Regions from separate parts of the Homo sapiens genome. Here region 1 is linked to region 2. Evidence: read pairs that join two places in POLR2A ChIA-PET (ENCODE). Cell type or tissue: OCI-LY7. All regions are shown on one strand. Each heading gives the region's core, and the rest is flanking DNA. Links, peaks and the distances in the headings are about the cores only. Region 1 overlaps LIMS2 (LIM zinc finger domain containing 2). Region 2 overlaps WDR33 (WD repeat domain 33).

Region 1 (11,581 bases), core at 1,626-9,625, 140 kb after region 2:
GTGTATAGCAGCCCAGGCAGCATGTTAATTTTTTCTTTTTTATTTTATTATTATTAGACTTTAAGTTTTAGGGTACATGTGCACAACCTGCAGGTTTGTTCCATATGTATACATGTGCCATGTTGGTTTGCTGCACCCATTAACTCGTCATTTAGCATTAGGTATATCTCCTAATGCTATCCCTCCCCCCACCCCCCACCCCCCACCCCCCACCCCACAAGAGCCTCTGGTGTGTGATGTTCCCCTTCCTGTGTCCATGTGTTCTCAATGTTCAATTCCCACCTACGAGTGAGAACAGGCAGCATGTTAATTTTCTAGCGTCCCCATGGTGGGCTGGCTTTTTGTACATTTTTGTTGACCTCATGTGGCCAGGTGACCCGACACTGGCCTCTGGCTGGCTTCATGGAGGCGGGGCAGGGAGGAAGCCCAGGCAGTGCTGAGGGACTGGAGCTGCTCCCTGGGCTGTGCTGCAGTAGGGTCCCTCCCCGAAACCCTCTGCATCTGGAATAGTGCCTATCAGTGCAGGTGCTCAGTGAGGACTTCGTTGGAAGGAGGACAGAAGCATGGGCTGTGCTTGCAGGAATGGCCTCACTGAACCCTCCCAACAGTCCCTGGAGGTAGCTATTCCTGGCCCATTTTATAAACGAGGAAGTTGAGGTTCAGAGTCCTGTGCTGCAGGTCACACAGACAGGGGGCGTCGGGGCCAGGGTTGCAGCCTGGTGTGCCTGGCTATAGGGGACACACCCTTGGTCTGACTGCTGCTCAGGCCGACGTGGCCTCAGCAACACTTGCTCATCTTGGGTGTGACCAGACTTCTTGTGGCTGGCCCCCAACTCTTCCCAGATCCTTACACACACTTCCTTGACTCAGATATCAGGAAGGCTGGGATGGAGGAAGGTCTGGGGTTGTTGAAGAAACAGAATCCGGAATGGGGGATGCCAAGAGGAGATGGGAGGAACATGAGTCCAATCCTCTGTGACCCTCAGCTGGTTACTGACTCTCTCTGTGCTTCAATCTCCTTATCTGGAACCAGCCTCCTCCCCTTATACAAAGGCCTGGAACAGAGCAGGCTCCTCTGATCCCACCTCAGACTCAGGGACATCTTGCAACAAATTGGCTTGTATTGGCTGTCAAAACTGAGAGCCTTCTGGGGTGCTGGAGAGGGCTGAGGAAGGGCATGAGATGGTGTGCTCTCCCCCACCTCTGGGGTTTGGCTTCCAGGCTGGGTGTGCCCTGGGCAGTATGTTCTACGTAGTCCAGCTGGGGGTGGGTAGTGGTGTCTCCTGGGGGATAACTGGACAGACTCTGTGCTCTCTATCTTGAAGGAATGTGCAAAGGAGGACATGGAATGTCCACGTCTCTGACCCTCTGACCTCTCGCAGGGACCGCAGGCAGCCTGCAGGCCTTCCCCTAGGCTGAGCCATGCAGAGGGACTCTGGAAGGCTCCCAGAGTTGCTGGAAAACAACAGTTCTCCTTATCCAGCGCTTTGCCCTGCCTGGCCTGGTGCTCTGTGCTGGACACGTGGGTGCCATTCATTCACTTTGGCTCCTCGATGTGGCTGTTTCTCTGGTGCACCTCTTTACAAAAGAGAACGTGAGGCCTACAGAAGCGAGCATCTCTCTCCAGGTCCCAGGCTGGTGGCTGGGGCTATCACGTGTAGAGCTGAGCGGCTGGGCCCAGGCCTCTGCCGGCCTCTCTGTGTCACACTGCCTCTCTTCCTCCCCTGCAGGAGTCAGGAAGCGTGTTCTCTCATGGTGCTGTGTCTCCGTTGTCTCTGCATGCTTCTGTCTGTCCCGTCTTTGCTCTTGGAGCAGAATGTTCCCTCACAGAGCTGCTGTTAGGGGCTCTCTGTGACTTGGGCTGGGGCAGCCCCTGGGCACAGGAAGGAGGTGGCCACCCCCACATCCGCCCCCCCCACCCCCACCTATGCCACGCTTTGTGCGATACTGTCGGCCACAGGCAGCAATGATCTCCCTGGATGCATTCAGGGACCAGCCGAGGAACTGCTTACAGACTGGCTATCAGGTCTAACTGGAAGATGAGCCGGAAGGTAGAGGAGAGTGTGTGTGGCCAGGCTGCTGTCAGGTTGACCAGGTGTGTCCAGCATTGGCTCCTTTTGGTGGGTTCTTGGTCTCGCTGACTTCAACAATAAAGCCATGGACCCTCACGGTGAGTGTTACAGTTCTTCAAGACTGTATGTCTGGAGTTTGATCCTTCAGACGTTCAGATATGTCCGGAGTTTCTTCCTTCCGGTGGGGTTGTGGTCTTACTGACTTCAGAAGTGAAGGCTCAGACCCTCCCACTGAGTGTTACAGTTCTTAAAGGTGGCACATCCGGAATTATCTGTTCCTCGAAACGATTCCTCCCCGTCGGTTCATGGTCTCGCTGGCTTCAGGATTGAAACTGCAGACCTTCGCTGTGAACATTACAGCTCATAAAGGTGGCGCAGACCCAAAGAACGTGCAGCAGCAAAAGCTACTACAAAGAGCAAAAGAACAAACTTTCCACACCAAGCAAAGGAACCCCAACTGGTTGCTGCTGTGGGTTCGAGTGGCCTGGTTTTATTCCCTTATTTGGCCCCTCCCACATCCTGCTGATTGGTCCATTTTACAGAGTGCTAATTGGTCTATTTTATAGAGTGCTGATTGGTCAGTTTTTACCAAGTGCTGATTGGTGTGTTTACAAACCTTTAGCTAGACACAGAGCACTGATTGGTGCATTTACAATCCTTTGGCTAGACAGAAAAGTTCTCCAAGTCCCCACCCCAACCAGAAGCCCAGCCAGCTTCCCCTTTCAGTGGGAAGCAAGGTAACTGGGGAGTGCTAGTTGAGGGTGTGTTTATGAAACGGCGAGGGAGGAAGGGTGGTGAAGCAGCTGGGCTAGCAGGGCAGGAGTGCCCATAACCACAAGGAAAGTCACAGGTCCCAGCAGCACCTGGCCCGTGGGAGTAGGGTCAGCACAGCTGGAAGCCAGAGGGGGCAGGCGTGTGGGTGCAGGCCCTAAACAGCAGTTCCTGGAGGCAGAGAACAGGAGCCTGGAAGGGGGTGCGAGGGATGTGTGCTCACTCACTGGGGTCTAGAGGTCTGGCTTTAAGGCGGAATCTGAAAGGCTGGGGCTGGGTGGAAGTCCTTAATTTGGCTTCGTTTTCTGGGTCCTTGGAGTGAGGAATTCCAGGCCCAGAGCCATGGGATTTCCTGTTGATTTCCGACTTCTCTAAGACTCCCAAGGTCTCGCTCATGGGCAGGCACTGGAATGTCCTCCCTGCCACCTTGGGTGTGTGTTTCAGAAGAGGAGGTTCACAGTGTTCTCCCGGAAGGAAACCAAGCCTGTCCTAGTGAAGCCCTGCCCAGCCCTCGAGGGTGGCTTGGGGCGGCCAGGCTCCACCTTGGTGGCCTGCCTGGCTCGCCCCGTGGAGACCAGCAGGGAGCTGGGAGCACTGAGGACCAGCCGCTGGGTGCCGAGGCCTCCTTTCTTCTTGGTTTCTTCCCAACTCCTGTTGCCACCATCTTTGCTTCCTTGCCCCTCTGGCCTAAATGTGGGCTCGCATGGTGGCTTTGGTCTCCTAAGCACCCCAGAGGGCAGGCCAAGGTGGACAGAAGCCCAGCATGCCCAGAAAGCCTGGTTGAATGGCCTTCCAGACAGCCTCTGCCACATGGGTCCCTAAGCAGAGAAGAAAGGACAGCCTGGGTGCCCCTTTCAAGTTTCCAGTCCATCTCCATTTCGCAGCAGCCTCCTGTGAGACCCTCCGCCCACAGCCCATGCCCAGACCCTAAGCGCAGCCCTGTCGTCCACCCCTGGACTCATCCTAAGGCCCCTCTTCTCTGTGGTTGACACTCTTCAGACTGGCCCTGCCCAGATTGCAGGCCGCAGAACAGCCCGACAGGAGCCTCACTCACCAAGCATTTCCCTCATGATGTCGCGGCAGTGACTGCTGGGTGGGATTCATCCTGGGAGGCAGAGCAGGCGGAGAGGTATTCCCAAAGGCACTGCACTCGAGTCCTGCCACCACCCGGCTGCAACCAGGCAGACGTTACCAGCTGGTTGCGTCACTCCCCAGCGAGCCTGATGCTCCCTCTCTGCCCAGTCTTCCAGGAATCCACTGGAGTTGACACTTGAGACAGAACCCACGTTCTCCCTTCCTAGCAAAAGGTGTGGGGTATCCGGTTCTTTGAAGGTCGTAGAGGCAGTTGGGGTGTTTAGGACTACATCCTGACCCTGTTTTTGAGTCTAAAAGGCCCCTCCTGGCTGTGCCGAAGGGCCCTGGGGCTGGACTGATTGCGGGCCTGGCTCACTGTGGGCTTTTCCCCTGTAGTTCGCATTTCACCCCTCCCAGAAGGAAACCCACCACTGACTCTGGGGACAGGCAGTGCCCAGTATGGATGAGATTTGCTCCCCCTCACCACACTCCCGTCTCGTCTCAAAGATTCATACTCTTGTCTTTTTTATTTATTTTTTATTTTGAGACAGGGTCTTGCTCTGTTGCCCAGGCCTGAGTGCAGTGGCACTCAGCCTCGGCCTCCCAGGCTCAAGCCATCCTCCCACTTCAGCCTCCAGAGTAGCTGAGACTACAGGCTTGCACCACCACACCTGGCTAATTTTTTTGTTTTCTTGTATTTTTATTAGAGATGGATTCTTGCCATATTGCCCAGGCTGGTCTCGAACTCCTGGGCTCAAGGGATCCGCCCACCTTGGCCTCCCACAGTGCTCTGGATGACAGGCTTGAGCCATTCTGCACACGCACCCAGCTACCCTCTTGCCTGCTCTGTGTTTGGGTGGTTATGTGTTTATTGGAGGCAGTCAGTTTGAAACTAACTCATGGTGCAGAGGATGGAACCATGGAAGACTGAGCAGTCTGGATTCAAGTGTGGACCCCGCTCTGCTGTGTGAGCTTGGGCAAGTTACTCAACCTCTTTGAGGCTTAGGTCCCTTTTCTGGAAGAGGCCATAATAATAGTAGCTGCAGTATTGCCCTGGGGATTAAATGAGAGTGTGAATACAGAGCCGCTCACCTGTGCTGGGTGGTGTTCTGTGTGCGAGACTCTCTGGTCCCTGAAGAAGGGGTAATAGGGGCCCAAGTGGGAGTTGACTGGGCCCCTGACACCCCAAGGGGTGGGCACTACAAGCACTGAGCAGCCTGGACCCTGGGTTAGAGCGATTTTCCTGATCCTGCAGAGCGTCTTCACTTTTTAATACGAGGTGTGTCTGTCGGGCGCAGGCCCCCGCGTGTGCCCCATCTGCACCCCTGACCAGCTCTGACTCACTCCTCCTGTCTCCTGCCCCCAGCAATATGTCGGACGCCTTGGCCAACGCCGTGTGCCAGCGCTGCCAGGCCCGCTTCTCCCCCGCCGAGCGCATTGTCAACAGCAATGGGGAGCTGTACCATGAGCACTGCTTCGTGTGTGCCCAGTGCTTCCGGCCCTTCCCCGAGGGGCTCTTCTATGAGGTGAGGACACTACTGAGGGCTTTCTCAGACCCAGCTCGGAGTCTGCCCTCTATGAGCGGGTGGGCCGGGCTCCATGCAGTGGTCCCGACTGGTGACAGGGCCAGGTCTGGAGCCAGCCCAGAACCAGGCTTGAGCTCCTGCACGGGCCCATCCTTCACCTGTGAGATGTGAACAGCACCCCAGGTGCCCTGGGTGCTAACAGAGAGCCACCTTTCACCAGCCTCCTCTGGGCAGATGCTGGGCAGGCCCTGGGGGCAGGAAGAGCCTGCCCTGGTGGTGCTTGCCCTCCCTGGGGACTAGACAGTGAGCACAGCAACCGCATGGCCCACCAGCTGGTGCTGATGCCCTGGGGGTCAGGGTTCCCGGGGTGGGGTGCGGTGGTGCTCAGGGAAGGTGAGGTTTGGGCACACCTGAGGGGAGGGAGACATACTGGGCAGAGGGCACCGCATATGCACATACCCTGTGGTGGGAGAACATGGGGTGTATGGAGAGCAGTAGGAAGACTGGTGTGATGGAAGCCGAGGGCATGAGAGGGAGAAGGCCAGGAGCTGAGGAAAGGGAGGTGGATCTCGCTTGGCCCCACGGGCCTCTACGGAGCCATAGGCTTCCCCTCTGCAAGAGGCAGGAGCCACCTCGGGGTGTGGAGCAGAGGAGTCACACTATCTGCTGACATTTGAAAAGGTGACCTGGCCGGGCGCGGCGGCTCACGCCTGTAATCCCAGCACTTTGGGAGGCGGAGGCAGATGGATCACCTGAGGTCAGGAGTTCAAGACCAGCCTGGCCAACATGGTGAAACCCTGTCTGTACTAAAAATACAAAAAATGAGCCTGGCATGGTGGCAGGTGCCTGTAATCCCAGCTACTCGGGAGGCTGAGGCAGGAGAATCACTTGAACCTGGGAGGCAGAGGTTGCAGTGAGCCGAGATCGCGCCATTGCACTCCAGCCTGTGGGACAGAGCAAGACTCCATCTAAAAAAAAAAAAAAAAAGAAAGAAAAAAAAAAGGAGGCTTGTGGCCGCTGTGCTGAGGAGAGGATGTAAGGCGGGGCAGGAACAGAGGCTGGGCCAGGAGGCTGGGGGGACCAGGAGCTGAATTAGTGCAATCACCCAGATGAAAGTGAAGGGGCCCCCACCAGCTCACAGGAGCAGTCGTTAAATCATCAACAATCTTGGGAGCTGGTTGGGCAACAGAGTTATTGTTTAAAAATTAAATTATATCAGCGTACAATGGGATACAATTTTATTAAAAACAAAGGTAACAAATACTCAAAGCATACCACTTGCTAATTATTTTGTTCCACTTTACTATCGTCTATGCTGATGGGGTTATTTCTGTCCATTGTGCTGGTGTGGCCACTGCACATCTCCCCTCAAGTCCACATCGATGTCATGTTGGCAGCCAGGAGTTGGCCATGACGGGAATATTCACACCATGGACACTGGCAAACGCCCCACAGCAGGGCCTGCCTCTGCGCCCCAGAGAGCTGGCTGTTGAGCATTTACCAGAACATCACTTGTGCTTGTGGTGGCGGTGGTGGCCAGGGGTCAGATGCTGGCTCTGTTTCAAGGTAGAGCTGATGGGACTGGCTGGTGGATGGATGTGGGGCCTGTGGTCCGCCTGGCAGAGCAAGAGCCGCTGTTCCTCACAGTGTCTTCAGCCTCCTGAGGAATGCTGTCTAAGTGTAGAGGCAGCGGGAGGGGTGGGCAAAGCTCTAGGAGGGGTGGCCATATGCCCAGAACAAAGCCTCTCTCTCTCACACACAGCAGGTGCCCAGAAGATTTTCATTGCTGAAAGAGTTTAAGCCCTTCCTGACTCTACAGGTCACTGGGTAGGGCTATATCCAGTTTAGTCTAATAAGACACTCATTTTAGAGAACAGGGAAAAACCAATTAAAAAACAGAAAATACAATTGTTAGAGGAAAGCAGAGGCAGGCTTTGGCCCCGCTTGTGGCCAGCACAGGGGCCCTCGCTGGCAGCTGCCGCCTGGAGGGTGTGCACACTGGCTCCTGCTGGCCGCAGCCCTGAGCTCTTCCCACTTCCCCGTGCCCAGGCCCTTCCTGCGTTCCCTTCCTTCTGTCTCCTATACCCGGGTCTTCATGGCCTCTGAGAGAGCTGGATACTCCCACAGAGAAGGTATACGAAATAGGACCAAGTGACACTACACTTCAGACTGGATCTCATCCCTCCTGGCTTAAAACCGCCTCGCCCCCAGCCTGTTCTCCGGACCAACAGGGTCCAGATCCTCAGTAGACACCAGTGGCCCTTTGACAGGTGGCCTCACGGACCTCTCCAGCTTCCACGGGGGCACCTCCCTTTGCACCCCACCATCCCAAAAGGGCCAGTGTCCTCTCTGGCCAGGCCTGGGACCCACTGCTCCAGCCTCAGCCCGGCATGCCCCTGCCTCAGTGCCTCATCCCCTGCTGTCAGGTCCTGACCCAACAAGGGCCTGGGCTGCTCATGGGGATGATAGGTGGTTTGCTTGTCCTCTCTCTGCGACCCCTTTGCAGTTTGAAGGCCGGAAGTACTGCGAACACGACTTCCAAATGCTGTTTGCTCCGTGCTGTGGATCCTGCGGTAAGGCCGGTGACAGTACACATCCTGGGCTGCCTGGGAAGTGGGCAGCAGTGGCGGGGGGCAGGGGGCCGAGGGGGTACACAGAACTGGCCCAGCTCTTTCCTAACTCCCCACCTTGCCTCTCTGAGCGGCAGCCGTCAGGCCCCCTACAGGCATCACCATCCCACGAGGGAGCCCATGGGCCAGGCAGAGAGCAGGCGGAGTGCTAGGTGGACAGGGCTTGGGAGGGTCCGAAGAGGGGACAGGCACGTGCTCCCCAGCCAGCAGGGACCTGTCTTCTTCCAGGTGAGTTCATCATTGGCCGCGTCATCAAGGCCATGAACAACAACTGGCACCCGGGCTGCTTCCGCTGCGAGCTGTGTGATGTGGAGCTGGCTGACCTGGGCTTTGTGAAGAATGCCGGCAGGTGAGGTGGCCGTGTTGGGCCAGAGAGGACTGGGCCACAGCCCTTCCTGGCACACCTGCCACCTCTCCTGTGTGCTACCCACTTGCTGAGGGCGCAGAAGGGTCCCGGTGCTGCAGCCTGCACTGATGTAGCTGCCCTCCCTCCAGGTCACCCCGGGGCGGATAGTCCAGCTCCCAGTTTACAGGGCCCCACGCTCAGCGAGCTCCTGGCAGCCTCTCGGGAGCCATGAGAAATCCTCACACTCTGCCACCCCCCTGGCCACCCCATCTACTGACCCCACCTGTCCACCTTCTCCTGCCTGTACCTGTGCAGCTCAGTGTGGCTGGAGGGAGATGCCCACATTTACTCTAAATTGAGGGCCACAAACCTCATGGGTACTCCAGAAGTTCCCACCTTCTGCGAACCCTTGGTCTCTCATCCTCCCTTCCCAAGCACTGTCCCTATAGCAGGTGGCCTTGTCTCCCACCTCCCCTGGCCCTAGCTCTGAGATCCCGTGCAGCCCGGCCTCTGTCTGTGAGCCCTGTTCATCCCCACACTTTCTCCAGGGCTTGCTTCTCCACGCCACTCTCTCGTCCTTTCTGAAGGACTGGGCTGGGGAGCTGGGTTAAAAACACTGCTGGGCCTTCCTCCCCGGCTTCTCCCAGCACACCCGCTGCCCCTCGCGTGTGCTACCCTGGCCTCATCTGCCCAGGGACCCACACCTCCTCTTGACCCCTCAGCAGCCCTCACCACAGCTGCTGAGGTGCAGAAACGCCCCCCTTCTGGCACCCGGGACCCTGAGTTCCTGTGGTTCTGCCCGCCCCCACAGCTGCACCTGCTCACTCCCCTCCTCTGAGTCACCTTTCTCCCTGTCTCTCCATGGGGAGTCGTCTGGGGCTCCGTGCCCGGCCCTCATGGCTGCCCTTGCAGACAGAATCCTAGAGCCCTAAATGGCACATGTGTCTGGAGAATTCCAGGCTCCACTTCAGGCCTCTCTCTCGCTGTCCTCAGCTGCCCACATGTCACCTCCACTTGGTGTCCACCAGGCATCCCAAACGCAATGAGGCACAAGCAGTTTGGGATTCTCCTCCACTGACCACCAAGGCTGCCTCTGCATGCGTCCCCTGTATCAGTGAGAGGCAGCGCCGACCCCCAGAGGCCCCAGCCATGCTTCCCCTGCCACACTCTCTCTGTCCGGGCACTCTGCTCCCTCCCGCAGCTCCTCCGAGATGCTTCCCCGACACTACCGAGCTCTTGTCCGTGTGCTGCCCGTGAGAGAGGCACGTGGCCTGGGGCCTGGCGTCCGGCCCACTGTCCTCGGAGCTGGGCGGTGCCTGGCATTGAGCAGCTTGTCTAAATGAAGGGCTGAGGGGCAGACGGTGCAGTGCAGGGGCCGAGGGACAGCACCAGGAGCTCGTGCTGACCAGCAACGTCGCCGACAGGGTGTGTGGAGCGAGCCCAATCTCCTTCCTGAGCCAAGGTTTGCACAGGGCCACTGCCCCAAGGGCTGGTTGGGGAAATCTGAAAGATGCTGGAAACGTTTTGGAAAGTCAAACATGCTACAAAAGCATGTTGCCGTAAGGACGGTGCAGGGTGGCAGCTAGAGTGAGGAATGAGGGCCCCTACTTGGCCCTCCCAGCCCCACAGTGCAGAACCTCAGAATCTGGGCAGATGTGCTGTGAGCTGCCAGAGCCCCAGCAAGAGAGCCCACGAGGCTGCCTCTGCCACTGTACCACCACTTCACCATTCTTGGGTCAGAGAAGTTCTGGGAAACGCTTCATGTTGACCAAACATAACAACCTGTGTAGTCTTAAAGCTACAGTTATATTTATGGTCCGTACAAACAAATACAAAAAAGGACATGTTAGGGAAATATCTGCACACTAGCAAGGGAAATAGCTCAGGCGGAGAGAGGCCTCTCTGGAGGAAGTGGGTCTGGGTCAGTGGGAGGCAGGTGCACAGCCCAGCCCTGGCCTGAGCTGAGCTCCCGTGACTGCACATGCTTGTCCAGGACTGGGAGGCCTGGGAGCCTGTCAAAGAGCTCTGGGGGTTGCAGGCTTGTGCGTGGGGTTACAGCAGGAGAGATCCAGAATCCAGAGCTGTGCTGAGTCCCTGCAGGCCGTGAGTGCTGACGTCCGCTGGCAACCAGCCTGAAATGTGTGGCCTGTGTCTCTTCAACTCAGGCAGTGTGTGTCTGGCAGAGGCACTACAGAGGGGACTCAGAGTACCTTGCACTGCAAAGGAGTATTGAGACTCCCTCCCCGTCCCCACCAGGACTCCCAGGTCCCTCTTCTGGGTCATTTGCAGCCTGCCTTCAGGGTCTTTCTGCTGAGCCTCGCCGATGAGCGATTCTGTAGCGGGAAGGAGGCTGGGAGCCTAGCGGGAAAGAAAGGCCTCCATTGTTCAGGGGTTGTTCTTCCGGCCTCCTCTCTCCCTGCCACAGATGAAGTCGTTGAGTGTCTAGGAGCCATTGTAGCCATCACAAGCCCCTGCAGAGGGGTGGCCGATGGATCCCCTTTGTCAGTTCTTCCTTTTTATGGGTTGAGACTAGGCGATCTAGAGAAATGGTGGGCATCTGCTGAGATTTCAGGTTGCTTGCTGGGGAGGTGGCTGGGGAAAGGGCAGATGCCTCTTGCTGGGTCTGCTGAGTCCTAAACAGTCTGCGCTCGGCCTGGACGGCGCCCCCCGCTCACAGCTCTGACTTGGCACTCAGCGAGCTCTCGTTGGTTTTCCCTTCGAAGCTGGGGGGCGGGCCCTTGAGCCTTTTGCCACAGAGCAAGTTGCACAGGGCGTGGCGGAACTTCTCAGCCACGAAGAAATACATGATGGGGTCGAGTGCCCCGTTGAGGCTGGTGAGGCAGGAGGTGATGCGGTTTGCCAGGGCCAGGATGCGCTGGGTGGCGCAGGAGGCCCCATGGCTGCGGTAGTGCAGCACGTAGACGGAGCGGTTGACGTGGTAGGGCACGAAGCAGACCAGGAAGATGGCCAGCACTATGGCGATCATGCGCACTGCCTTGGTCTTGAGGCGCTTCTCCACACGCAGGCCCTGCCGCAGGCTGCGGATGATCAGCAGGTAGCAGGTGACCGTGGTGATGAACGGGAAGGTGAAGGCCACTGCCAGGGACACCAGGGCATGGTGGGAGGCCTTCTCCCGGTACAGCTGCAGGCAGACCACCGTGT
Region 2 (11,581 bases), core at 1,473-9,472:
CGCAGTGGCTCACGCCTGTAATCCCAGCACTTGGGAGGCTGAGGTGAGCAGATCACCTGAGGTCAGGAGTTTGAGACCAGCCTGGCCAACATTGTGTAACCTCGTCTCTACTAAAAATACAAAAATTAGCCGGGTGTGGTTGCGCATGCCTGTAGTCCCAGCTACTCGGGAGACTGAGGCATGAGAATCGCTTGAACCCAGGAGGTGGAGGTTGTAGTGAGCTGAAATTGTGCCACTGCACTGCAGCCAGGGCAACAGAGCGAGACTGTCTCAAAAAAAAAAAAAAAAAGAAAAAGAAAAACAACTAAAGAGATGATGAGCCACTGTAAGCATTTTAATTTATTTTATTAATATTTTTTATTTAAAATTTTAAAATTTTGTTTATTTTGAGACAGGGTCTTACTTTGTCATCCAGGTTGGAGTGCAGTGGCACAATCACAGCTCACTGCAGCCTCAACCTCCCAGCTCAAGCAATCTGCCCACCTTGGCCTCACAAAGTGCTAGGATTACAGGTGTGAGCCACCACACCTGCGGTTTTTTTTTTTTTTTTAAACAAAAGTTTATTCTTTAATGTGCAGTAGACTCCAGCTTCAAGACGACACTTCATTCCAGCTATAGGTGGCAACAGATATTATGGCAGGGAATACAGATGTTTAAATACGAATGAAATCAAGGGTCACCATTGCTTCAGGCACAGGGCACAGCTTACTTTCTGCCAGATTTTTAAATTCCACCTGTGGCCGGAGCCCCTTCCAGGAGGCTTTCGCTTTTAGCTCCTTGTGTTTCTTTCGTTCCTTTTCTTGTTTCTGCTTGAAAGCCTTATTCATCTTCTTGGCCTGCTTTTTGGGCAGTTTCAAAGGGTTCTTCTTGCCACCTTTGAGGCCGGACCTGGCACCTGCTGCCCCTTCCTGACTCTGTCACCACAAACAGCTAGCCTCATCTTTTTAAAGAACGTTCCATATTTTGGAATTTCTTATTGTATGCTTAAAATGTCATGTATTTTGTTTCTCAATTCCTGTTGTTTCTCTATTCCTTTTATTTCCTGTAAACTAGAAGTTAGATCTAGAGAGGTTTGACTAAATTTGGGTCAAATATTTTTGGCAAAAATACTTCATAGAGGCCAGGTGCGCTGGCTCATGTCTGTAATCCCAGCACTTTGAGAGGCTGAGGCAGATGGATTGCTAGAGCCCAGGAGTTCAAGACCAGCCTGGACAATTTGGCAAAACCCTGTCTCTATTTTAAAAAAAGAAAAAAAAATGCTGGGTTTGGTGGCCTGCGCCTGTAGTCCCAGCTACTTGGGAGGTTGAGACAGGAGGATGGCTTGAGCCAGAGAGGTGGAGGCTGCAGTGAGCCGACATCCTGCTGCTGTACTCCAGCCTAGGCGACAAGAGAACCCTGTCTCAAAAAAAAAAAAAAAAAAAAAAAAAAAAAGAAAAAACTTCACAGGTGATGATACGTGATTTATGTTGTGAGGATATACTTCTAGCTATGAGCCTTCAATAAGGTGGTAGGGACTGCCAGATGTTAGCTTGCGTTATTTACAATGCCAAATTTACCTGGTTAATGTGTCCATTGGATTTCTTCATCAAAGAGGTATATTTTTCCCTTTGCAGTTATACTTGATCTGTGGGGTGATAACTTTAGCATCATGTGAGTACCTCACTTCTCAAAATATTTTTCACTTAATGATTGATGATTATTAGCTGAGTCATTTATTGGGGGTTTTCTAATTTTGTTATTTGTTTATATTCATTAACTGTTTTCTGTAATAAAGAGCTTTTGCTTTCCCCCTTTCGTGTTTAAATGTTTAAATTTTGAAATAAATATGAACTAACAGAAGAGTTGGAAGAATAGTTCAAAGAACTCCTATGTACTTTTTATTCTGATTCACCCATTTTTAACATTTTGTCACATTTGCTTTATTCCTCCCTTCCTGCCTCCCAGCCCCTCATGTATTATTTTCGGAGCCATTTAGTGTTATTCACAGATATGCACTTCTCCGCACTTCTCTGCTCAAGAACAAGTTAAGTACCCGCAATATTAACTAATTCTGGACATTGAACATTTATATAGTATTGAAAATTCATACTCAAATTTCTCTAGTTGTCTCAGTAACATCTCACAGAATTTTTCTTTCTCTAATCCAGTATCCAATCTAGATATTTCTTTTCTTTTTTTATTTATTTTTTGAGACAGAGTCTCGCTCTGTCTCCCAGGCTGGGATGATCTTGGCTCACTGCAAGCTCCGCCTCCCGGGTTCACGCCATTCTCCTGCCTCAACCTCCCGAGTAGCTGGGACTACAGGCGCCCGCCACCATGCCTGGCTAATTTTTTGTATTTTTAGTAGAGACAGGGTTTCACCGTGTTAGCCAGGATGGTCTCGATCTCCTGACCTTGTGATCCACCCTCCTCGGCCTCCCAAAGTGCTGGGATTACGGGTGTGAGCCACCGCACCCGGTCCCAATCTAGATATTTCGTATCTCTTTAGTCTTTAAGCAGGAGCAGGTATTTGGCCCTTATTGCTTTTGGTCTTTTTTTTTTTTTTTTTTTTTGAGACTGGGTCTCACTTCGTTGCCCAGGCTAGAGTGCAGTGGCAAGATCATAGCTGCCTGCAGCCTGGAACTCCTGGGCTCAAGTGATTCTCCTACCTCAGTCTCCCAAGCACCTGGCACTAACCCCAGTTAATTTGAGGGCTCCTTTGCTTTTTTGGCAAAACAATAACCCAAGTCCTTCTTGTCTTTTCCTTTCCTTTTGTATCTTCCCATTTCTCCAAGGAGTCCCAGTTCTTTTGGTAGAAAATATTATTTATAAACCAGGATTTGGATGCTTGGTGGTGTATGCATTTGCTTGTATGCCCTTTTCAGTGGACAGAGCTAGAAAACATGATATTAAAAATCATCAGCTTACATTGGTATTTTATTTTATTTATTTTTTGAGACAGTCTCCCTCTGTCACCTAGGCTGGAGTGCAGTTGTGCAATCTTGGCTCATTGCAACCTCTGCCTCCTGGGTTGAAGCGATTCTTGTGCCTCAGCCTCCCGAGCAGCTAGGATTACAGGCGTCTGGCTAATTTTTGTATTTTTAGTAGAGATGGGGTTTTACCATATTGGCCAGGCTGGTCTCGAACCCCTGGCCTTAAGTGATCCGCTCACTTTGGCCTCTCAAAGTGTTGGGATTACAGACGTGAGCCACTGTGCCTGGCCTACATTGGTATTTTAAATTCCTAATCAAAGTTAACATTAGTGGCATTTTCTACACAGAAAACAGAGTCAGATTTATAATGCCAGTATTTTACTAACAATAACCCTACCAAGTGCAGTTTTTTTTCCAGTCCTTTTTTTTCTTAGCGTATACTGCATTAAAGATGAACTTTCTTCAAAAGTTACTTGAAATAACATTTTTCAGCTTGTTTGTTGAATTTGTTTATTTTGATTATCAAATTTCACAGTTTTTGTTTGTATTCATTATTAGGGTTTGCTTTTTCTCCCTCTTAATTTAGTTTTTTTGTTTGTTTGTTTTTGAGACAAGATCTCAATCTGTTACCTAGGCTGGAGTGTAGTGGTGCAGTTTTGGCTCCCTGTAGCCTCAACCTCGCAGGTTTGGGTGATCCTCCCACCTCAGCCTCCCAAGTAGCTGGAACGACAAGTGCGCACCACCATGCCTGGCTAATTTTTTGTGTTTTTTGGTATAGTCTGGGTTTTGCCATGTTGCCCAGTCTGGGCTCGAACTCCTGGGGTCATCGGTTCCTCCCTCCTCAGCCTCCCAAAATACTAGGATTACAAGGCATGAGCCACTGCACCCAGACGTAATTTAGTTTTTTTAATACGTTATTTACATGGTTTAAAATCTACTGAAAAAAAATTTTTAAGCACCTGTGACCAAGAAGGAATAAAATTAAATACTATATTGAAAAAGTACTGGCTGGGCGTGGTGGCTCACATCTGTAATCCCAGCACTTTGGGAGGCCGAGGGGGGCAGATCACCTGGGGTCAGGAGTTTGAGACCAGCCTGGCCAACATGGTGAAACCCCATCTCTACTAAAAATACAAAAATTAGCCAGGCGTGGTGGCACATGCCTGTAATCCCAGCTACTCTGAAGGATGAGGCAGGAGAATTGCTTGCACCCAGGAGACGGAGGCTGAAGAAAAAGTAGTTAAGTCTTGCTTCTGTCTCTGAGCTCTGGAGTTCATTCCAGTTTTTACTGTGTATATTCTTATTTTCACATTCTTAGAAGAAAGTTGGCATGCTGTATATGCTTGTGACACTTGATTTTTTTTTTTATAAATTGTGATAAATGCATAGCAAAATTTTACTGTCTTAATTTTTTTTTTTTGAGTCGGAGTCTTGCTCTCTCCTCCAGGCTGGAGTGCAGTGGCGTGATCTCAGCTCACTCCTGGGTTCAAGTGATTCTCCTGCCTCAGCCTCCTGAGTAGCTGGGACTACAGGTGCATGCCACCACACCTGGCTAATTTTTGTATTTTTAGTAGAGACGGGGTTTTACCATGTTGGCCAGGGTGGTCTGGAATTCCTGACCTCAAGTGATCTGCCTGCCTCAGCCTCCCAAAGTGCTGGGATTACAAGCAGGAGCCACTGTGCCTGGCCTTAACCATTTTTTTTGAGATGGAGTCTCACTGTATCACCCAGGCAGGAGTGCAGTGGCACGATCTCGGCTCACTGCAGCATCCGTCTCCTGGGTTCAAACAATTATCCTGCCTCAGTCTCCCGAGTAGCTGGCACTACAGGTGTGCACCACCACGCCCAGCTAATTTTTTGTATTTTTAGTAGAGATGGGATTTCACCATGTTGGCTAGGCTGGTCTTGAACTCCTAACCTCAAGTGATGCACATGCCTCCGCTCCACAAAGTCCTGAGATAGGCATGAACCACTGCACCTGGCTCATAATGTAATTCTGTTTTTAACATTTTTGAAGAACCTCTATACTGTTTTTCATAGTGATTGTACTGTTTTTTTTTTTTTTGTTGTGTGTTTTTTGTTTGTTTGTTTGTTTTTTAGAGACAGAGTCTCACTGTGTTGCTCAGGCTGGTCTTCGCCTCAAAGTGATCCTCCCACCATGGCCTCCCAAAGTGCTAGGATTACAGGTGTGAGCCACCATGCCCAGCCTCATTGTACCATTTTACAGTCAGTACACAATGGTTCCAATTTCTTCATGTTCTTACCAACAGTTATTATTTTCTGTGTCTGTGTGTGTTTTTCCTCTGAGAAAAGGTCTCCTTCTGTTACCCCTGCTGGAGTACAGTGGTATAATCATAGCTCACTGTGCCTCAACGTCCCGGGCTCAAGCAAACCTCCTGCCTTAGCCTCCCGAGCGGCTGGGACAACAGGTGTATGTCACCATGCCTGGCTAATTTTGTTTTTCTTTTCTTTTTTTTTTTTTTCCTAGAGACAGGGTCTCACTATGTTGTCTGTCCTGGCTGGTCTCAAACTCCTGGGCTCCATCTTCCCACTTCGGCTTCCTGAAGTGCTGAGATTACAATAGGCATGAGCCACTATGCCCATCCTAAAGTTTTACAGCCCAATAATAGTAATATTCCATCACTACAGCTATCATTGAGTTTCAGAAGTTAGACTGTTAAAAGTTTCAGTAAAGAGCTTTAACCAGTTTATTGTGGCAATACTGTGTACACAATTATTTTTTGTAAAAGGAAGGAGATTTCTGTCTTAAATAGCTTTAATAAAGTTTCAGTTTCATATACAGGAATAGATTTAAATTAAAACTCAGGGCCAAGTACAGTTTACAGAAATAGGCTTTGTAAAGTCTATGGTTTTATTATTATTTTTTTCCCTCTGCAATTCCTTCATAACATTTGAATTTTTTTGCTTGTTGGTTTTTTTTTTTTTTTTTTGAGACGGAGTCTCATTATGTTGCCCAGGCTGGAGTGCAGTGATGCGATCTCAGCTCACTGCAAGCTCCGACTCCTGGGTTCATGCCATTCTCCTGCCTCAGCCTCTCGAGTAGTTGGGACTACAGGCGCCCTCCACCACGCCTGGCTAATTTTTTTGAATTTTTTTAACAGAGACGGGGTTTCACCATGTTAGCCAGGATGGTCTTGATCTCCTGACCTCATGATCCGCCTGCCGCGGCCTCCCAAAGTGCTGGGAGTACAGGCATGAGCCACTGCGCCCAGGCTTGCTTCTTGTTTTTAAGGAGAAAGATTATTTTTGTTAAGTGTTGATGGTGATTTGGGATCAGAAGCTGTAATTTTTATGATTCAGTTGATGGACATTAGGATTGTTTTCACTTTTTGATTATTATTAATAACGCTGCTGTAAACATTCACGTACAAATATTTGTGTGGACATAATGCTTTCAGTTCCCTTGGGAATTTACCTAGGCGTAGAATTGCTGGGTCACATGGTATTTTGACATTTAACATTTGAGGAAATTCTTGACTATTTTCCCACCTAATTTTCAGTTTATTTTATGCCTAACAACCACTATTCTTTTGTAATCCAGATGGACTTCTCATGAGGGTTACTGTTTCTCCACATTCTCACTAACACTTCTTATTTTCCCTCTTTTTGACCATAGCCATCCCAGTGGATGTGAAGTGTTATCTAATTGTGGTATTCATTTATTTATATATTTTAGAGACGGGGTCTCACTCTGTTGCCCAGGCAGGAGTGCAGGTGTGATCACAGTGCACTGCAGCCTCGAACTCTTGGGCTCAAGCAGTCCTCCTGCCTGAACTCCAGCAGGAGGTGGTTCGAGTAGCTGGAACCACTGTTCCTGGTGCTCATCGTGGTTTTGTTTTGCATTTTTCTATTGATGCGATTCTCCTGCTTCAGCCTCCTGAGTAGCTGGGATTACAGGTGCCTGCCACCATGTCCGGCTAATTTTTGTATTTTTAGTAGATATGGGGTTTCGCCATGTTGCGCAGGCTGGTCTTAAACTCCTGACCCCAAGTGATCCACCTGCCTTGGCCTCCCAAAGTGCTGGGATTACAGGCGTGAGCCACCGTGTCCAGCCTGTATATCTTCTTTGGAGAAATAACTATTCACATTCTTTGCCCATTTAAGAAATTGGGTTATTTCTTGTTATTATTGAGTTTTAAGAGTTCTTCGTGTATTCTGGATGCAAGTCTCATCGGATACATGATTTGCAGAAATTTTTACCCTTTTTGTGGATTTGTTTTCCTTTTTTTAACTTTTTTTCCCAAGTCATGTGTAGGAAGACAGTGTTTTGATTTTTTTATGGTGTCATTGAAGCAAAGAAGTTTCCAATTTTGATTATGTCCAATTTACCTACTTTTTCTTTTGTTTATTGTGCATTGGTATTACATCTAAGGCAGCTTTGCCTAACCCAAGGTCCTGAATGTATTCTCTGTATTTAATGCAGTTGGCAATTGGTTAAGCAACTGATTTTTCTCATTTGAGAATGTAGATTCTCCTCCATTGGTATAAATGTGAATATGAGTTTGACTTTTTTATTAGAAAGCAGCTATAGTGAGTTTGACCTTGTGGTTAGAAAGCTATAAGCTTTTGGCTGGTCCGATGGTAGTGGGTTATCAGAACTCATTAACATTAGTGTCACTGAAGTTGATATACAACCCCCAACTGCTAAATTTGACTGGCTTAAAAAAAAAAAAAGAAAGCTATAAGCTTTAGTTTTGGTCTAATAAAAGCAGTTTTCAATAACTTAAATTTTACTTAGTAGAGGGAGGTTCAAGTAAAAATTAAGGACAGGTTTCATTGGTGAATTTTTTTTCACGACTTTTTTAGATATTTGTTTAACTTTCAGTTCATCGTATCTCTAATAACACTGTTTTTTTTGAAATCTAAACTGACTTGTTTGGAGGGAAATATCAAACTGTTAAGATGGTATGTGTCATAAGGTAATTAAAAGACATCATAAATTCCAGATATACTGAGGAACTAGTTAACTGGTTAGGCTTTTAGGTCTGTGTAGATAGTAGAACTAGAACCTGAGAACCATAGTTCTGAAATCAAGAGGCTCATAAAAGCTTAAGCTTATCATTTTATCTTGCTATTGACAGATTTGAAATATTCAGGGCCAACCAGCTCTTTAGGATTGTTCCTTTGGGAATGATTGTCTTTTCCTATTTTGTTAAATGCTTTTAAATTCATTTTTTTTTTTTTTTTTTTTTTTTTTTTGCGACGGTGTCTCGCCCTGTTGCCTAGGCTGGAGTGCAGTGGCACGATCTTGGCTCACTGCAACCTCTGTTTCCCAGGTTCAAGCGATCCTCCTGCCTCAGCCCCCCTGGTAGCTGGGATTACAGGCATGTGCCACCATGCCCGGCTAAATTTTGTATTTTCAGTAGAGACAGGGTTTCACCATGTTGGCCAGGCTGGTCTTGAACTCCTGATCTCAGGTGATCCACCTGCCTCGGCCTCCCAGAGTGCTGGGATTACAGACATGAGCCACCACGCCCGGCTTAAATTCATTTGTTAAGCAAGGTTTAAGAAAGGAATTTTGGAAATTTCCTACCTGCTTTCTACATAATCTTTTGAGATGGGGTCTCACTCTGTCACCAGGTTGAAGTGCAGTGGTGTCATCTTGGCTTACTGGAACCTCGACTTCCTGGGCTCAAGCAGTCCTCCTGCTTCAGCCCCCTGAGTAGCTGGGACCCACAGTTGTGTACCACCATGCCCGGCTAAGTTTTTGTGTTTTTGGTAGAGACAGGGTTTTGCCATGTTGCCCAGACTGGTCTCGAACTTCTGAGCTCGGGTGATCCACCTTCCTCAGCCTCCCGAAGTGTTGGGATTACAGGCTTGAACCACCGTGCCTGGCCTGTTGGCTTGTGATCTTGAAATTATGAAATTATTTTGCCTCTAGAGATCATCAAATCTAGACCCTTTAATTTGAAGATAAACAACACTGGAGAGATTAAATTTGTTCATAATTACAGAGTGGCAGAATTCAGGTCACCTGAATACCAGTTTAGTGTTCCCACTTTTACAAAAAAAGCCACTAAAACATTTCATAATATAGCTTGGAGGGGTTTTTTGGCTTAATATCTTTTTTTGTGTGTGACGTAGTCTTGTTCTGTCACCCAGGGTGGAGTGCAGTGGTGTGATCTTGGCTGACTGCAACCTCTGCCTCCTGGGTTCAAGTGATTCTCCTGCCTCAGCCTCCTAAGTAGCTGGGATTACAGGTGTGCGCCACCACGCCCAGCTAATTTTTGTATTTTTAGTAGAGACGGGGTTTCACCATGTTGGCCAGGCTGGTATCGAACTTCTGACCTCATGATCTGCCTACCTCAGCCTCCCAAAGTTCTGGGATTACAGACACGAGCCACTGCGCCTGGCCTGGTTTAATGTCTTTGAGAGAGAGCTAACATTTATCAGTTATATTTTGTAGCTAAAAGGTATAAAATAGGAAAATCATCCATCAGGAATCAACTGGTTACATTAATTATTTTGTGATTTGCAAGGAAAATTTTCCCTGCCATGGTGATCATTCATGGACATTCATGTGCTTTGTGTGGTGGAATGACTGGTGGTGCACTGTGAGTATTGATTTTGGGGCTACAGGTCAATTTTAGCAAGTAGGTAAATTCGCAATTGCAGAATCTGGGGCTAATGAGGATTGATTATGGTTTGACCTTGGGGAAACAGACAGTTTTTCCGGTTAATTATTTTTTGTTGTTAACTCCAAGGATATAAGAAGTATGCTTTTTAATTCAAAATTCAAACAACCAGAATGTGTACTGAAACTTTTCCCCTGAACCTAGTCATTTAGGAGACCGAAATACAAAGACATTAATGTAGATTGTTTTCCCTGAAGGCAGTATACAAAGGACATGAAGATAGTGTACATAAAATGTGGGAATAAAACTGGTTAATAAAATGGAATAAAAAAGCATGTAATGAAGAAAACTAAAATTGAAACAGGAAAGAGGAAATGAGAGAGAGAGAGAGTATGTGTATGTATGCTGGGAAAGAGCCCAAGAAATGATTTTTTTGTAGAGTCAGGGTCTCATTTTGTTGCTCAGGCTGGGCTTGAACTTGAACTCTTGAGCTCAAGCAATGGGACCTATCTTGGTCTCCCAAAGTGCTGGGATTATAGGCGTGAGCCACTGTGCTTGCTGCAGTAGAGATTTTCCTTAACCACAGTAGTGCTATCTCTCACACATGAGAAAATTAACAGCCAGGTGTGGTGGTTTATGCCCGTAATCCCAGTACTTTGGGAGGCTGAGTCGGGCAGATCCCTTGAGGCCAGGAGTTTGAGACCAGCCTGGGCAACATGTTGAAACCCTGTCTCTAAAAAAATATACAAAAATTAGCCAGATGTGGTGGCACATGCTGTATAGTCCCAGCTACTCAGGAGGCTGAGGTGGGAGGATCACTTGAGCCCAGGAGGTCAAGGTTGCAGTGAGCTATGATGGTGCCACTGCACTCCAGTCTGGGTGACAGAGCAAGACTGTCTCAAAAAAAAAAAAAAAAATTAACAGTAATCACCTAATATTAATACCTGTTCTATTTACCTAATTTACCTAGGTAAATCTATTATGTATACCAAGTTTACCTAATTGCCCCAAAATATCTTAGGCAACTTTTTTTTAAAGAACTAACATTCCATCAAGGTTGCTTTTATCTTTTAGTCTCATCTAGAATAGCTCTCCCCTCCCCATTTTCTCCTTCTTGCATTAACTTCTGGAGGTTTCAAGACAGTTTTTTTTTTTCCGGAGACAAAGCCTTGCTGTGTTGCCCAGGCTAGAGTGCAGTGGCTCCATCTCAGCTCGCTGCAGCCTGGACCTCCTGTGCACAAGTGATCCTCTCCATCTCAGCCTCCTGAGTAGCTGTGACCACAGGAGCATGCCACCACACCTGGCTAACTTTTTGGTGTTTTTTTTTTTTTTTTATAGAAAGGAGGTTTTGCCATGTTGCTTAGGCTGTTATCTTGTAGAATTTCTTGTATGTTTGTGTATCCTATGGTTTGGTAACTTTTTTCCTCTGTATTTTCTTTAAACTGGAGTACATAATTCTGCAAATCTAACTAATTTGTCCATTGTTATGGACTAAAAAAATGTAATTCTGCCTGCCTGACAGGTGTAGCTGTGTTCTAGAGATTGGGACCCATCAGGGTATTAGGACCTTCAGCATTAAAAGTTATTGTTTCAGGCAGGGCACGATGGCTCACGCCTTTAATCCCAACACTTTGGGAGGCTGAGGTGGGCAGATCACGAGGTCAGGAGTTCTGGACCATCCTGGCCAACATAGTGAAACCCTGTCTCTATTAAAAATACAAAAATTAGCCGGGCATGGTGGTACACGCCTGTAGTCTCAGCTACTCAGGAGGCTGAGGCAGGAGAATTGCTTGAACCCGAGAGGCAGAGGTTGCAGTAAGCCGAGATCGCACCATTGCACTCCAGCCTGGGCAACAGAGTGAGACTCCCTCTCAAAAAAAAAAAAAAAAGAGAAGTTATTGCTTCATAACTTACTTCCCTTGTACAGATTCCATGTTCACCATCAACCTACAGATTAGTAGCATGCAGTTTAAGAATAGAAAGTATTTTATTTTTATGTTTTGACACCAGGGTCTTATCATGTTGCTCAGGACTTGAACTACTGGGCTCAAGTGATCCTCCCGCCTCAGCCTC

Evidence for each region. Peaks named below come from ENCODE experiments on the same cell type or tissue, not always from the same donor. Only the 100,000 strongest peaks of a DNase experiment are listed, where the experiment ranks them.
Region 1: POLR2A ChIA-PET joins it to region 2 with 5 read pairs; 5 of 35 experiments call an interaction of 5 or more read pairs at or near these places.

What each region holds. Positions count from the first base shown.
Region 1 is chr2:127,651,265-127,662,845 of GRCh38, reverse strand. LIMS2 (LIM zinc finger domain containing 2) reads left to right here. Exons shown (of 10, transcript NM_001161403.3): 2 at 5,284-5,443; 3 at 7,950-8,016; 4 at 8,302-8,422. It overlaps GPR17 (G protein-coupled receptor 17), which reads right to left. Exons shown (of 2, transcript NM_001161417.2): 2 at 10,207-11,581. The coding sequence ends at 11,091. Among named protein-coding and RNA genes, the nearest start is that of GPR17, 11 kb to the right of the region's middle. RefSeq lists enhancers at 1-22, 60-1,057, 3,632-4,132, 10,380-10,459, 10,500-10,559 and 1 more. In OCI-LY7, for the core only: no CTCF peak of the experiment used is centred there; no DNase peak of the experiment used is centred there.
Region 2 is chr2:127,794,919-127,806,499 of GRCh38, reverse strand. The region is part of intron 1 of WDR33 (WD repeat domain 33); the gene reads left to right. It also overlaps the pseudogene RNY4P7. Among named protein-coding and RNA genes, the nearest start is that of WDR33, 10 kb to the left of the region's middle. RefSeq lists a silencer at 11,378-11,578. In OCI-LY7, for the core only: no CTCF peak of the experiment used is centred there; no DNase peak of the experiment used is centred there; H3K27ac peaks cover 345 bases.